2 separate regions of the Mus musculus genome follow, and region 1 is linked to region 2. The links are chromatin loops, found by intact Hi-C in ENCODE. Cell type or tissue: gastrocnemius. All regions are shown on one strand. Each heading gives the region's core, and the rest is flanking DNA. Links, peaks and the distances in the headings are about the cores only.

Evidence for each region. Peaks named below come from ENCODE experiments on the same cell type or tissue, not always from the same donor. Only the 100,000 strongest peaks of a DNase experiment are listed, where the experiment ranks them.
Region 1: it touches region 2 in a loop (3-fold over the local background); 10 of 42 quality-filtered maps call a loop at or near these places.

The regions. Positions count from the first base shown.
Region 1 is chr16:91,458,898-91,461,810 of GRCm38, reverse strand. No RefSeq gene overlaps it. Among named protein-coding and RNA genes, the nearest start is that of A930006K02Rik, 4.8 kb to the left of the region's middle. In gastrocnemius, for the core only: a CTCF peak has its summit at 1,618 (motif pointing right); a DNase peak (open chromatin) is centred at 2,638; H3K4me3 peaks cover 424 bases; H3K27ac peaks cover 1,132 bases.
Region 2 is chr16:91,357,306-91,360,218 of GRCm38, reverse strand. No RefSeq gene overlaps it. Among named protein-coding and RNA genes, the nearest start is that of Ifnar2, 14 kb to the left of the region's middle. In gastrocnemius, for the core only: a CTCF peak has its summit at 1,589 (motif pointing left); a DNase peak (open chromatin) is centred at 1,561; H3K27ac peaks cover 391 bases.

The DNA of each region.
Region 1 (2,913 bases), core at 207-2,706, 100 kb before region 2:
ATGTTTTAATTCACCAACATAGTGCAGCAAAGAAAACCACAGGGTTTTTTTTTTTTTTATCCTTTTAAGAATTTATGAAGCAACTTCTATATGTTGTCAACAGTTGTGAAATTTTGTAAAGAACCATATGAATGAATAGTAACTCAACGTCTGAAGCAGTTGTAGATGTTTCTTTTTAAGGAAGATGCCGTCCTACTACGATGGCTTCCTCCCGTGATTAACTAATGTGTATACCAGGAGGACAATGGGAAACAGGTCAGGCCAGTGAACAAAAGGTCGTCTTTATGGTGACTTTTTTGTTTTGTTTTGTTTTTAACAACCCGGTGGTCTGATCAGATTCTTACTGGTTTGACATTTCCTGCGTGCGTTCATATAAACAGCGGAAGTGTCAGTTCTGCTGTTAACAGTGTCATGTTTAAGTTTCAGTTCATTTGCAGAAATGTTGTCTATTGCATGAGCATTAGATTAGCTACAAATAACAAACTTTTGAACAACAGTCTGCCCAAGTTGTGGGTAGACACTGTAACAGACTCTAAAGGGAAACGGCAGAGAGCTGGCGGCACAATTGTTCCCGGAGGACTTCCCTTCCTGTGGGGGTGTCACACAGGATGGCTTGAAACCTGCTGACACTTGAGACTGAATGGACATGCAGGTGCTAGGCCATATGTCAGATATTAATATATCTCTTACCTAATGATGCAAATCAAATTTCATTGCACCCAAGTGACCCCCCCCCTTTTTTTTCTTCGAGACAGGGTTTCTCTGTGTAGCCCTGGTTTCCTGGAACTTACTCTGTAGATCAGGCTGGCTTTGAACTCAGAAATCCACCTGTCTCTGCTTCCCAGGTGCTGGGATTAAAGGTGTGCACCACTGCTGTCCGGCTCAAGTGAACCCCTTATTTCAACAGGAATTATAGCCTGTGTGCATCCTGGCTGGAAGCAAGATGAGAGTCACCTGAGCAGATGGATCTATGTGAAACTTTGAGTTCATTTTCCCATGGTGCTCTTCCCTCATCCCAGCAGGCAGTCCATGTGAGTGACAGCCAAGGGTAGTAGTGGGGAAGCAGAAATATTCAGTTACTTTGACAAAAAGGGATATGTGCAGTGACAATTTTGGAATTTTGGCTTCTTTGAAAAACACAGGAAAATTATAAGAATGTTTTCTTCTTAATCCTGGGTACAGGATATGGGGCTGCTTCAGACTGTCTTCAGCAAGTAACCACAGTTTGTCTCATGTGCTAGCAGGAGCATGATCTTGCCAGCTGCAGATAGTTTCTGCGATTGTTTGACCTTTGGCATTCTGGGGAACTTTTCAGAGGGAATATAAATGCTAGGCCCCCAAGAAGGTCAATGGGTTGTTGGTTGGTTGCTGTTGGTTGAGGTTTGTTAAGTAGGAAGAGATCATTTTTCTGCTTAGAAGGGCCCAGGTGAGAGCTGGTTCTTCTATACAAAAAAGGATATCGAATGCCTGTGGAAAAAAAAGTCAGTCCACAGCCTCAGGTGGGCTGCAGTTTAGGGCCTGCGCTCACACCTAACCTCTCCCCAGCACGTCTCTCATCTTCTGTTCATTTTAAAGGTTTTCTTATTTATTTATGTATATGAGTATGTTGTCGCTGTCGTCAGACACCAGCAGAGGGCGTCAGACCCCATTGCAGATGACTGAACTACCATGTGGTGGCGGGGACTTGAACTCAGGACCTCTGGAAGAGCAGTCGGTGCTCTTAATCCCTGAGCCATCTCTCCAGCCTCACTTTTCTCATTTTCAACAGGTGCTTCCCTACCCGGCTTCTACTTTCTTGAAAGATGTAAGCAATGCACCGATTAGGTCTCAGTTCCTTAACACCAAACTGCCCATCCTTCTATCTTCTAGTGAGCAGACTCCTTCCTCTGCAGGGTGGTTCCCCAGTGCTGAGTGTGCCCCCTCACCCTACTCCCATCATGTCCTCTCCATCTTGTTCCGTCTCACAGACCAGTCAGCCTTCTCCAGCTTCCCAACTAAAAGGGAAACATCTTCTCCAGTCCTTCCAGAGGCCATCCTTCCTATCCGTCATAAGCAAATGAGCTACCATTGTCCAAAACAAAACTTATTTTTTAAAAAAAAAGATTTATCTTATGCGTATAAATGTTTTGTTTGCATATATGTCTGGGCACCACATATGCACCTGGTACCCAAGAAGGTCAGAGGAGCGTGTCACATCCCCTGAAACTGGTGACACAGATGTTTGTGGCTGCTGTGGGTTTTAGGAGAGCCTCTGCAGGAGTAACCACTGAGCCATCCCTCCAGACTCACTATCTTTATTTTTCAATGTCCCATTTATTCCTTAGCCCCTTAACTCAGCCTTTCTGTTCCCACCATTTGCTTGCTTTGATCTGGGCAAGATTACTAGCCAACTTCTAGTGTTTAAATCCACTAAATTCTTTACAATGTTGTCTCAAAGCTTTATTTTTATTTTTAAATTTACATTTAGCCCCCCCCCCTCCCAGCATGTGCTGCCGACAGAGGACAACTCATGGGAGTCCCTTCCCGTGGTTTTCCCTGCGGCACCCTGACTTCTGCTGAGCTGATCTGTGGGAGAGAAAGGAACGCCAAGAGGCTGCCTCCCTTTGCCTCCTGCCTGTATTGTCACAGAAAGTGAATGGAGGCTTGGCAGCTGCTTCAGTCTGGCTGGCTGCTCTGATTATTGCATGGACACCTCTGGCTGGCACCCAGCAGACCCTTTCTAGTTGAAGTAGTATAGCAAATTATCTTGTATTAATTTTGTGCCCATGGCTCCTTGAGCTTGGATCTGTGGGTTTACCGTTTCCCATAGGAAACTATGGGCCATTTCTTTTTTCTTTTCTTTTCTTTTCTTTTCTTTTCTTTTCTTTTCTTTTTAACTTTCAATTCATTGTATCTTTAATAATCTGGTATGAA
Region 2 (2,913 bases), core at 213-2,712:
TGTGTGTGTGTGTGTGTGTGTGTGTGTGTGTATGACAACACTGGGAAGAGATTCTGTAAGGCTGCTTTTGAAGCCTGTTATAACACTAACTGTTTTGGCCTTAACACCTCCATTTGGTGTCTCAAGAACCGCTTGGCCTCTGCAGAGGGTTGCAGCCACCTGTTTCTGTCCGGCCTTCTGTAGCTTTAGGTAGGTCATCTCACAAGGTCTCATAAGGGGGGCTCAAAGCTCACTTCTTATCCCCCTGAGCACACGGGATGGAAGTCGGTATACTGGTAGGAAAAAGCCAGTACACCATTGAATCATTGCAAGGTGCAAAACCACGTAGGCGATATAATTCTAGAAAAATGTGTCTGGGTGATACCTTAGTGCTGGCTTGGCAGAGGTAACCCTGTCTCTGTGAGGGTGCCGACGAGCAGATCTCTTGGCCTTGTTACCCAACCAGGTGTTGCTAATTAGAGAACCCCAGGCCAGAGAGAGATTCTATCAACAAACCAGGAAGCCAACTGCCAAAAATCCCAGAAAGCCAACAAGGTTGACCTCTGGTTGCTACACATACCAGTACACACGCGCGCGCGCACGTGCGCGTGCGCACACACACACACACACACACACACACACACACACACACCCATACAAAAAGGAACCAGAATACAAAAATGCTTTGACACACAGATGTATTTTTGCTAAGTTCATTGTATATTGAAAATACAGGAAGCAGAAAGGAAGTGTGTTGGTTGTGGCTAACCTATTGGACACCCCAGCCTTGCTTGTAGTCAGCAGCTCCCGTCTTGACCACCGGGCTCACTGGGAGCTGTGGGCCAGTAGTGTGGAGAGAGACTTAGACTATACATTGATAGCCTAGGGAGAGTCTAAAACAAGATCCGCAGTACCGTCTCTCAGGTTTGGTTTCTTGCGATGTCAGACCATTGGGACTTAGGGCTGCCTGTCCTGTCCTGTCCATGTCTTTTAAAAGGTCAGTCACACTGAGAACAGAAGAGTTTCTTTCTACGTGTTGAGTTGTGCCCCGAACCCCGTTCATCTGCCGATGTTGCAATCTGCCACATTCTTAGAATATGACTTATTTGGATATATAATCTTGAAAGAAGTTAACTGAGGTTATTTGTTTGGGCTGTAATTAATCTGACTCTTAAATAAAATTGTTTATTTTGATGGTATGTGCACGTGTGTTTTGCCCGTATACGCGTACCATGACCATGCTTGGGCCCCACGGAGGCTGAAAGAGGGCGTTGGGTCCTCTAGAACCAGAGCTACGAATGTTTATCCCCTGTGTAGATGCTGGGAATTGAACCAAGACTTGTAACCACAGAGCGGTCACTCCGGGTCAGGACACAGAAGAAAAACCCTGTGAAGTTGCGGGAAGACTTGAGCCACTAGCCAATGAGAGGCCTTAGGTTAAGAAACCAGCCCTGTGCATTCATTAATTCTAGAGTTTCAGTCCCAGATTGTGAACAAGAGTATTTTTATTGTGCGAGCCATCCAGCCTGGGGATCTTTGTTAAGGCAGCCCTAGGAAAATCATTCTGTGGACGTCTTCGTAGCTCCTTTTCTATTAGGGAACAGTGCCCTCTGCTGGTTATTTATGGTACTGACTCAAAACGAATGAAATTCATGTGACAACTGTGGAGAATGGGGAGGGGGCTGCATTTAGATGTTCTCTACAGAACTCTCTCTCTCTCTCTCTCTCTCTCTCTCTCTCTCTCTCTCTCTCTCTCTCTCTCTCTCTCTCTCTCTCTCTCTCTCTCTCTCTCTCTCTCTCTCTCTCTCTCTCTCTCTCTCTCTCTCTCTCTCTCTCTCTCTCTCTCTCTCTCTCTCTCTCTCTCTCTCTCTCTCTCTCTCTCTCTCTCTCTCTCTCTCTCTCTCTCTCTCTCTCTCTCTCTCTCTCTCTCTCTCTCTCTCTCTCTCTCTCTCTCTCTCTCACCACTGGGCTCAACAACATATTCATCTTCAATCAGGTGTTAAAATATGATTTCTCCTCTTCCTCTGGGTTCTCAATTGATACAAATTTAACAAATCACAGACAGAAAATATTTGAAAAGAAATTATGTCTGGGCTGGGGAGATGGGCAGTGTGAAACACTCTCTGTAGGAGTGTGAGGACCAGAGTTCAAAGCCCCAGCGTCCCTGGGGAAGCTGTACACATGTGTGTCCCAGTGCAGGCATGCAGGGCAGGCAGATCCCTGGAGCTCACGGGCTGGGCAGTCTAACCAAATGCCTGAGTTCTAGATTCAGCACAAGACCCTGTCTCAGAGGCATGAAGAGGGGTTGAGGGAAGCCACCTGACGCTGACCTCTGACCTCCAAGCTCGTGTACCCACAGCCTCCCTCAAACAAACAAATAACCACTCTCCTAATACCTTCTTGTAAAACTACAGACTTTCACCTTGTCTGTTGCTCCAAGGGATAGTCTGTAAGCGCCGGGTTTTCCAAGCAGAAAATGCTGTCTGGCTGTGGCTTATCATCACCAACTCTCCCTGAGCCCCTGAAGGTCAGGGTCCATCATCAAGGTCAGAGACAAAACTGGGAGCCAAACTCTAGAGCATTTCACATAAAAGGCTAAGCTTTCCTCCGACCTCAGCTTCCTGCTGTTTGTGGGAGCAGCGGCAACCGAGCCGTTTATTTTCCAAAGCCTTATGGTGAAAACGGAAAACATGGCGAGTGCTCGGCTAACCTCTCACACCCTTCTGGCTTTCATTTTTTTATTTATCTTTTTTAAAAAAGTTAATAGTGATGGAAGGGAACCGCTCACAGCTGGATTTCAGATGTTCAAGTCATTCAGCTGTCCCAACAACCTCTACAGAGCCGCTTTCTGTCTTTCAGCCTGTGTCAGACATGGCACAAAGGGCAGAGAATGCCCTTTCCTGGATACACAAGAGAAATCTGACTCAAGCAATG